Linked DNA regions of Mus musculus: region 1 is linked to region 2. Evidence: chromatin contacts called from ENCODE Hi-C or POLR2A ChIA-PET data. All regions are on one chromosome and are shown on one strand. The core of a region is the stretch at or near the end of the contact, and the rest is flanking DNA. Distances in the headings are between cores, read along the strand shown. Region 1 holds the start of Iqcn (IQ motif containing N). Region 2 holds the start of Pgpep1 (pyroglutamyl-peptidase I).

Region 1 (4,876 bases), core at 1,460-3,959, 42 kb after region 2:
CTGCTGGCTTCGCCGGATCTTGGGCTGCTCAAACTCGCGTCGCCGGAGCTGGAGAGGCTGATCATCCAGTCCAACGGGCTGGTGACCACTACCCCGACCAGTACGCAGTTCCTCTACCCGAAGGTGGCAGCTAGCGAGGAGCAGGAGTTCGCCGAAGGCTTCGTCAAGGCGCTGGAGGACCTGCACAAGCAAAGCCAGCTGGGTGCGGCCACCGCGGCCACCTCAGGGGCTCCCGCGCCTCCCGCGCCCGCCGACCTGGCCGCCACCCCCGGGGCCACGGAGACCCCGGTCTACGCCAACCTGAGCAGTTTCGCGGGTGGCGCCGGGCCCCCTGGGGGCGCGGCCACCGTGGCTTTCGCCGCGGAGCCAGTGCCCTTCCCGCCGCCCCCGGGCGCGCTGGGGCCGCCGCCACCTCCGCATCCACCGCGCCTGGCCGCGCTCAAGGACGAGCCGCAGACCGTGCCGGACGTGCCGAGCTTCGGCGACAGCCCTCCGCTGTCGCCCATCGACATGGACACGCAAGAACGCATCAAGGCGGAGCGCAAGAGGCTGCGCAACCGCATCGCCGCCTCCAAATGCCGCAAGCGCAAGCTGGAGCGTATCTCGCGCCTGGAGGAGAAAGTCAAGACCCTCAAAAGCCAGAACACCGAGCTGGCGTCCACCGCCAGCCTGCTGCGCGAGCAGGTGGCGCAGCTCAAACAGAAAGTCCTCAGCCACGTCAACAGCGGCTGCCAGCTGCTGCCCCAGCACCAGGTCCCGGCGTACTGAGCCCGAGCGCGGGGCGCATGCGCGGACTAGCTGCGGTGGGGGGGCGCCCCGGACTCTTTCGAGACTCGGTGCCCCCGGACTCGACAAGCCGGACCCCCCTTAACTCTGGATGGGGAACCCGAGCGCACGACCCCCGCCCTCGCGCCGCCTCTCTACCCCCAGTCCTGCGCGTGGCTGCCCCTTTGTACCTCCGAGTAGGGGCTCTAAGGGGCGCGCAGCCTCACGCTCTGCCTTTCCTTTTTTTTTTGCCTTTTGGAAGAGAGAACGGGAGTGTCCGATTCCGCCCTATTTATGTTTCTACTCGGGAACAAACGTTGGTTGCGTGTTGAGTGTGTGTTTCCTTGTGTTGGTTTTTTAAAGAAACGGGAAGAAGAAAAAAAAAACCCTCTCCCCTCCCCCCCCCCCCGCTCTCTCTCCTCCCGACACCATCCCCTCTCTTTTTGTTTGGTTTTGTTTTGCTACGAGTCCACATTCCTGTTCCGTAATCCTTGGTTCGCCGGTTTTGTGTTTTCAGTAAAGTCTTCGTTACGCCAGCTTGGCTGTCCGCCTCCTTCTTCCCCCGCCTGGGCTGAGGGTGGGCGGGGCTAGCCCTCTCCCATCCCCCTCCCTCCTCCTCTAACCTCTTTCCTCCCCTTCTTCCCCCCCCCCCTGGGGGGGGGGAACGCGGCGTGGGCGCGGGCCGTGCCTGCACATCTGCTGCGCAGCGAGCGCCACCTAGGTGCACGCTGTCGGCCCAGGTCCAGGTGGCACCAGGACGCAATCCTGGACTAGCCTATCAATTTAGCTGGTATATCCTTTAGGAAGAAGAGTGACTACATGGGAAGGGGCAGAAGGAAGTGCTTACAAGCTTGGGGCCTCCGGGATTCATCCATACAGAAAAGAGCTGGGCTTGCAGCCTGTGCTCACTAGATTTTATTCGCCTTTGTTGGTTTCAAAGGGTACCTCAGACCCAGAGCCTTCTCTGCAAGTCTATGTGGGAGCCTAGAATCATGTAGGTGCATTTAAATATCTCCCTGACACGCCCCCTTCTCGCAGCACCTGCTCTATTTTGAGGAAACAATATTCAGCGAAGTAAAGCAATTGTCTTGAGTCACATAGCATCTTTATTTTTGAGACAAGGATACTTCATGTAGTCTTGACTGTTCTGGAACTTTCTATGCAGACCAGCCAGAGCTCCCCCTGCCTCTGCTTCCTGAGTGCTGGGGTTAAAGGTATGTGCCATCACACCTGCCTGTTTCATCTCCGTTTTCAGTGCCCTGGGCTTAGAGCAGATTAATCAAGGTCGTCCAGCTCAGCCCAGTGGGAACATCTGACCCTAGGTCTCGTCTCCCCTCCCCTCCCCCATGTTATATATACAGTTTCCTGTCAGCCCTGGCCACTGCTGTTGAGACCCTGGGTCTTGAGGCTCTCAGGGTGTCACTGTGGGTGATAGGTCACATGGTAAGTCCCAGTGGGTGGCAGGTGTCCCTAGACAGCTGCTGAGTGCCTGCCTGCCCGCCCTGAATGGAACTCTTGTGGGTCCAGCTTGGTTCTGGCATCATCCTAACATTTGGGAGGCCGAGGCGGGAGACTCCTCAATCCTAGACCAGCCCAGGCTACACACCCTGTCTAGTAAGACTAAAGCTAGTAATGAAAAGGCTTGAACATAGGTTCCCTGGATGCTGGGATGACAATCTAGTTCATACAGTGTGAGGATGGAGCCCAGGGCTGAGTTTCCTGGGCAGGCACTCTCCTGAGCTTCGGGCACATAAGAGTTCCAGCTTGGGTACCATGGTGGAGTTTTGCAGCAGCTATGAAAGCTATACTCTTCCTTTGTGGGCCTCTATCTTATGTGCTCTGAAAAGGGGGTGTCCTGATCTTGGTTCCCCTCTTCCCTGTCCCTCTCAGGGCCAAGATGATTATTATTATTGTTGTTTTGTGGGTTTTTTTTTTTTTTTGAGACAGGGTTTTTCTCCTGTAGCCTTGGCTATCCTGGAACTCACTTTATAGACCAAGCTGACCTCAAACTCAGAAATCCTCCTGCCTCTGCCTCCCAAGTGCTGGGATCAAAGGTGTGTGCCACCACTGCCCAGCTGGGCCAAGATTATTGTACCCCTATTACACAGCAGTGGCCCAGAAACCTGTTCTACAGGCTGTGAACAGCATAGTAGAAATTTGAACTCTGACCTCTCCTTTGGCCCTTGAAATGTTGGGATACCATGTACACCAGTGTCTGCAGTGTTCTGCTTTTGTAGTGTTAGATGGAATCTGGATCTTTATAAAGATTTGTGTTGTTTGAGATGATGTCTTACTGTATAGCCCAGACTGGCCTCGAACTCAGTTTTTCCCACCTCTGGGACTAAAGGCATGTGCCACCACAGCGGCCCAATGAGGTTTTGTTGATGTTGGGAGTGTTTCCAGTCAGCTGATCAGAGCCAGGCTGGGCCCTGCAAGCCTGTGACTTAAGCACTTGCAATGTAGAGGCAGAAGGGCCATGAGTTTCAGTCCAGCCTGGGGTATATAAGGAGCCTATCTCAAAACACCAAGGACTCTTGACAGAGCACATCATGTGCCCAGGGGGCCTGGGCTCAGAGTTCTGTTCCCCAGCATTGAAAGGCTGGCTCTGCAATTCAAGTACATTTCTTTCCCTGAGTCTCATCTAGCACATGGGCTAAGACCACCATATCTAGGTGCCCAAAGAAACAAAAGGCTCACTAGAAGTGCTCACAACAGCTAAAGGACAGAGGAGAGAGGCAGGGAAAAGCCACAGGGTTGTATGTCTGCTCTTTGCATAGAGGCCTTGTTCTAGTAGCCCCTTGGCCAGGCGAAGTGGTTCTGGCTTGAGCCTGCTGTGCATAGGCCAAGGTGTGTGTCAGCCTTGGCTGGAGCATCTATGACTCACACTGGGTATGAGCCCAGCCTGGGGAGGTGGCCCAGAACATTGGCTTCACTCCATCTGCCCCCTCCTAGGGCTGTGGCTCACACTGCATGACCTTTTATTTTTTTCTACACAGGGTCTCCATATGCAGCCCAGGCTGGCCTGGAACTCACCAAAATCCATAAACTCTCGGTGCTTGACTGTTGCAGGCCATATGAAGCTTTGCACGTGTCTTTTCATGCCCTCCAGGAGATGTCTCCAGGACATCTTGGAGGCTCAGCAGCTATGTCAGGTGGTGACAGAACTCCCTCCAAACACAAGGCAAGAGGGGGGAAGGCTAGCTCTATGCTCAGAGCCCTAATTTTCCTTCCCTGTTGGACCATCAGGACAGCTCAGATCCTCTTGTCCTGTCAGGGGCCCCAGTTCCAAGCTCTAGAACCCTTTCCCCTAAATGCTGCTGGGGATTGGTCGGAACTCACCTGGAGTCATAAAGACATTTGGGTGCCCCGGTTCCCAAGGCTGGCTGTCAGGGCTGGTGGCTTCAGCTCTGGGGATAGGTGAGTGGGCTGGTGGGGGTACCACACTCTGTCACCCAGCTCTTGCCAAGAATGTCTGCATTCTCTGGACTGCGGTAGGTAGCTAGGCCCTTAGAGATTGTATTTGGGTCCCTCAAGCCATGATGGTACTGTCCCTTGGGCACCAACCCTGTGAGCCTGTTTTCCTTCTCCAGCACCAAGGTAGGGTGGGCTTGCTCTGTGTGACTAAGATGGAGCAGAGGGGTCTCAGAGATGTGCTCACAGGCATCCCTAGACCACTGCCCTGGTGCCCCTCCATTTCCTCTCCGATCCCCACACCATAACCCTGTTTCTCCCCCTCTGAACTCTTATCAGGCCCTGTATCACCTGGTGGCTTTCCTTTTCTTTTTTAAATAGGGCCTTATGTAGCCCAGGGAAGCCTTGAACTTACTGTGTAGGTGGGGTTACCATGAATTGTGCTCCCCATGGTCCAAGCCCCACTTTCCCTGTGACATGGGCATCATGGTCTGATGACAATCGCTGATTGTGAGCCTGCTGACAGCTCCTCCTAGCATGCTGGGGTTTTGTCTCACAGGTGTCTCTGTACACATGAGTGTTCTGGGATTTGGATGAAAATTTGGGTTGCAGAGGTCACAGAATGGGGGCTCAGTTGCTGACCTCATGCTGGCTCATTGTTGAAGCCAGGGGTGTCTTGAGGGCCTGGGGGACACGGTGA
Region 2 (5,461 bases), core at 866-3,365:
CTGGGGTGACAGGCACAGGCTTCCTTGTCCCAATTGGGTCCTCACACCTGGGAGGACCTAGTTAGCCTCTCTCTTCAATGCTCTGTTCTCCAGCCAAAATCCAACTACTCTATCACTGTCTGGGTGGGGCTGTGGACCACCACTACTTTAAGATTAGCTCACAGAGACTGGGAGGGGGGTGTCTCCAGGACAGGCTGGGTGGACACCAGACTGCTTCTGCTTTTGGTCAGTTCAACCTTCAACCTCCAGGTCCTATCTCTGACCAAGACAGACCTCCAAGGCCTTGTGGCATTTGGCTCCATTCCCTCTGAAGTCAGGGTTTCCAGGGCCTAACTGTCATGAGCAAGAAGTGACGCAGAGAGGGGGCTGACTCTACCAGGTCACACAGCAGGAGTGGGAAGAGGCTGGGATTTATCCCATATGGGTAACTCGGCCTCCTTCTCTAGCCACTGGGTTGCCAAGAAAAGTTAAATTGAGAAAAACAAAAACCAGCCCACTGGCCTCTGGGTGCCATGGTGCAGACCCAGACTCCAAGACTGTTTCAGGCCAGTCCAGGCTACATGAGACCCTGCTTCAAAATAAATAAATACAGCTGGAAAGATACCTCAGTCAGTTGCCACACAGGGCCCGAGTTCAGCTCTCCAGCACCATATACCGGAGGTGAGGAGGCACAAACTTGTATTCCCAGGGCTGAGGAAGCAGAGACAGGCAGTCTGGGGCGCTATGGCCAGTTAGTCTAGCCTAACTGGCAAGCTCTAGAGCAGGGGTTCTCAGCCTTCCTAATGCTGCCATCCTCTCTTTCTTTCTCTCTTTTGCTACTTCATAACTGTAATTTTGCTATTGTTATGAATCATAATATAAAAATCTGTGTTTCCCCACAATCTGAGGTGACCCTTGTGAAAGGGTCAATTGGCCCACAAAGGGGTCGTGACTCACAGGTTGAAAAATGCTACCTCTGAATGCGTCCTAAATTGAGACACTTTCTCAAAACAGAGGTGGATGGAGCCTGAGTAATGACACCCAAGGTTAACCTCTACACACACACACACACACACACACACACACACACACACACATCTAAGAACCTGGGTTAGTGTAACTCAGGTGGTAAGAGCCTGCTGCCAGTGTTAAGAGGTTAAGAGAGAGCCACCATACCTCAGGACAGCAGGTAGAGGACACATCTTGGGGCATCTCATCATGGTGGCACATGCTGCTCACCCTATCATTTGGAAGTTTGAAGCTAAATCATCACCCTGGGTTTGTAGCCAGCCTTGGTCACAGAGTTAAGTTCCAGGTCAGCAGGATAGTGCAACAGAATGAGACTCTATCTTAATAAACCAACCAACCAAATAAACACCCCCACCCCCAGAATGCTCCAATGGATCAGGGACACTGTCGTTCACACTTGTACTGCAGGGAACAGCAGGGAGAAAGTCCCAACCTTTCTCAGTTATAAAACACCTGTAGGAGTGGGAGTTTTTCCTGGCTCACTCCCTGTGGCCTCTCAGGGCAGAGGCTAACCCGAGTGCCCTCCTCCAAGGCCTGGAAATAAGAACAGTTGGCTTCCGGGGGTGCTGGTGACAGTAGGAGCTGGTCTCTAGAGTCCCTGGGTCATTCCGGGGTCAGGTTGACTCCAGGCCCAACACCTGCCCCAAACCGGGTTGCAGGCCCCTCCAACAATACAAGGTGCCAGGAGCAGAAGCTGAGCGGATCGTATGTCACTGGGACTTTTCCTGGCCGTAAACCCGCCTTTGTCCCCGGGGTCAGCGGGTGGGGACATGCCAGAGCTCTGAAGAGGCAGGGAGGGACTGCAGTACGCGAGGTGACCTGTCTGCACCCTAGTCCCCGCGCACTCCGAACTCCCGGCCGCGTGACCCCGGACTTTCCAGGTTACCAGGACCGAACGGTGCTATCGCGGGCGGCGACAACTGCAAACCTCTGGCAACCGCGAACACTTGCCCCGCCGCCCCGGTCCAGATGCACCTACCGGTTACCACTACCGCCTTCCGCGGCTGCTCCATGGTGGAATGCACTCTCTAGGATCCTGGCTGTAGGGACTGGAGCGGACACGGACCCCCGAGCCCCGCCCGGCCGCTCGGCCCCGCCCCCTAACGCTGGGCCTGCGCGGACACGCCCCGGACACGCCCCCGACCAGCTGTACGCTCCCCTGCGCGGCCCCCCGGGTTCCGCCGAGCCCCAAGCGCACCACTACACCCTGGACCCCAACGCCCGGGCCAGGCCATTCCTAGGCCACGCCTCCTAGAAACCACACCCCTAGCCAACCCCGCCCCCAGTCTTCCAAAGACCCTCCTCCAGGTCCTGTAAGGGACCCACCACGCCCCCAAGAATCACACGCCTGGAGCTTTCCAAACTCTCAGGTCGGGGTCACGCTCCAGCCAGGTCCCAAGCTCCCAAGACACTCCCAAACCCATCCTTAAAACAACTGGGCCCAGGTCATGTACCTCCGCCTACTCCCACGCAAGTGCAGATCCTTCCAATGCCCCTCGGCCAGGCCGCAGTCCACGTTCACACCCGCGACCCATGACATCCCTGGCTCAGGCCATGCTCTCTGAAACTTCTTCCTTCTAAAATCTACTCCGCCCTGAACCCACCTAGGGCAACGACCCCGACCCCCCTTCCCTTTATGCCACTGAAAACACTGAGCTGGGCATGCATACCGGGTCTCCATCTAGGCTCCGCCCCCAGTCTACCACCGCCAGGTTCCCTGTGGCCGCAGGGCTCACAAGGTACCTGGAGCCATGCCCCGCCCCAAGTATCGACCAGCCCAGGCCATCTCCCCTGGTCCCCCTGCCTGGCCACGCCTATTCGCTGCCAGGACCCTCCCCCTACTTGAATTTTAAACGTGCCTCCAACACGTAAGTGGGCAATGGGAGTGTGCTCCGCTCCAACCTTCTCAGTCTCAGTTTCTCTTCCTGTAAGACATAGGGCGGGGGAACAATTTGATTGTGTTCACTCATCACAGTTTACAAACAAGGACACCGAGGCATGGCTCTGAGGAAGACAGAAGTGTCACTTCAGCAGAAAGCTGAGGGAGGGGCGCAGGAGGAAGAGCTTTGACTCTCTGCCAACATGGCTAACTGGAATACTTCCTTTCCTTGGCTCCAGGTTGCACCTTATTACCCCAGAGCCTTTGCTCACCTGCACATCTAGCTGTTCACTGCCCAGACTTCCTCCTCCTGCAGTCCTTCTCCGACTGTCATCTCCTTTTAAGGACGCTGTTTTTCCATCCCCTACCTGGACATCGTTTAGGCTCATCTTAAGGAGGTCCCATTTTTCTAATGTTTCATATTTTTAAAAATCTTTTTTTTTTTTTTTTTTTTTTTTTGGTGTTTTCGAGACAGGGTTTCTCTGTATAGCCCTGGCTGTCCTGGAACTCACTTTGTAGACCAGGCTGGCCTCGAACTCAGAGATCTGCCTGCCTCTGCCTCCTGAGTGCTGGGATTAAAGGCATACGCTACCACGCTCGGCTTTAAAAAATCTTATTTGTTACTATGGTGTGTGTCACTTCAGCTGCTTTAGGGTTAGCCTGTCAAGGCAGCCTTTTGCTGAAGGCTGGTGTTTGACCTGGTGCCCAACCACCATTTGGGTACCTGGGACATCCCCTGCCTACCCTGTAATCCTCTATTGTGATTTCTGCAAAAACACCAGGAGAAAACAGAGCCCCCTATCTGTGTCTGCAGAGGCAGGGTGGGGCCTTACTGAGCCACAAGCATCTTGTTCCAAGCAGTTATGACCCTCCATGTTCCGGGACACTGGGGGAACACTGGCTCCCATGCACAGCCAAGAACCCTTCCTCTGACTGCATAGCATATAAACAGACAAACGGATCCATAGTATGTTGGGGGAGGGGCAATAGGAGAGAGAGAGAGAGAGAGAGAGAGAGAGAGAGAGAGAGAGAGAGAGAGAGAGCAAGAGCACATGCAGGGTAATTAGGAGAATGAGTAGATGGGGGCCCTCATTGGACTGAGTTTAGGCTGGGGAAGAAGACAGGAAGGGCTAGCGAGAACTGTGAATTGAGAGACAGTTACTTGAGACACTAAGGGAGCCTGGAGGCCAGCATGTGCTTTGGTCTGCTGATAGGCACCACTGGTAGCCATATGTTCCTTCTGCCTGAAGTAAGAGTAAGAAATGACTCCTTTTGGTAGATGGGAAATAATTTCCAAGATCCTGAGGAAATCCAGCATTTACTTAACTGCTAGAAATCTTCCCATAGCCCAGGTTGAACTCATTTCTGGATAGCTGGACTGCCTTTTGGGGCTTGGAGAAATAATTTCCTTTGGACCTGATACCAGGGAGTCCTGTGTACAAGCCCAGGCTGGAAGTCACACTCAACACAGCTTATTTGAGCTCTGGCATCCTTATGGATGGTTGGAACATCTAAGAGCCCAGGTCCCAATACACCCAGAGACACACTCATAATCCAGAGGTACCCAGAAGGCTGCAATCAATTATGTAACTTTAATTTGTTTAATTTTTTTATTTTTTAAAGATTTATTTATTTTATTTATATGAAGATACTGTAGCTGTCTTCAGCCACACCAGAAGAGGGCATCAAATCTCATTATAGATGGTTGTGAGCCACCATGTGGTTGCTGGGAATTGAACTCAGGACCTCCAGAAGAGCAGTTAGTGCTCTTAACTGCTGAGCCATCTCTCCAGCCCCCTAATTTTTTTTATTTATTTATTTATTTATTTATTTATTTATTTATTTATTTATTTATTTTTCGAGACAGGGTTTCTCTGTTTAGCCCTGGCTGTCCTGGAACTCACTCTGTAGACCAGGCTGGCCTCGAACTCAGAAATTTGCCTGCCTCTGCCTCCCAAGTGCTGGGATTAAAGACATGTGCCACCACTGCCCGGCCTAATTTTATTTTTAAAGATGGTTTTTAAATGCTTTAACCTCCCTTTTAGCTCACCACCCATCAGAGGTAGTGAAAAAGAAAGGATACGGGGAGGGGCAGAGTGGGCCTGTTTAGAAATGGTTCTTTGGAGCAACTCCTGGCTGTGTCGTCTAGAAATCAGCAGTTCAGGTGACAGGGTAGCAGTGGCAGCTAGATCTACTCACAAACACTTTACAAATACACCAGCAGTCCAGTTCAGTAGAGTTGGGATAGCAAACATGAATTAGCAGCAGTGGCGGCATTACCTAGCAGAGACAGCCAGGCCTCCAGCTCCCAAGGAGACAGCAACAGGAGGGACCAGCAGGAACACCCAGAGAAGTTCTCAGCTGTATCTCTCTCTCAGTGAAGTGAAGATCAGCGAAGACATGGGACCCACAAGTGTTGCACAGCTAGCTCCATAAGCAAGCCTCGCTCAGCCTTCATCACTGTCTGCTGGGCCTATTTATGCACCCTCCAAACATCACGTGTCTCCTGAGGATCTTTCCTCGGCTGAGCGGCTGTCTCAGCTGACATCACTGCAGCCTACCACCACAAGTTTT

What was found. A loop is a pair of places that touch in the nucleus more often than their neighbours do. ChIA-PET counts read pairs that join two places held with the same protein, here RNA polymerase II (POLR2A).
Region 1: a loop to region 2 is called in a map of adrenal gland, with 2.0 times the contacts of the local background. The contact joins the promoter of Iqcn here to the promoter of Pgpep1 in region 2. A Hi-C loop is called at or near these places in 8 of 37 maps with a recorded cell type or tissue (CH12.LX, T-helper 2 cell, adrenal gland and 4 more). POLR2A ChIA-PET finds 5 or more read pairs at or near these places in 5 of 5 experiments (Patski and embryonic stem cell).

The regions. Positions count from the first base shown.
Region 1 is chr8:70,699,316-70,704,191 of GRCm38, forward strand. Iqcn (IQ motif containing N) reads left to right here and starts at 2,710. Exons shown (of 4, transcript NM_001370847.1): 1 at 2,710-4,256. It overlaps Jund (jun D proto-oncogene), which reads left to right. Exons shown (of 1, transcript NM_010592.5): 1 at 1-1,301. The coding sequence ends at 768.
Region 2 is chr8:70,657,623-70,663,083 of GRCm38, forward strand. Pgpep1 (pyroglutamyl-peptidase I) reads right to left here and starts at 2,116. Exons shown (of 5, transcript NM_023217.4): 1 at 1,988-2,116. The coding sequence starts at 2,021.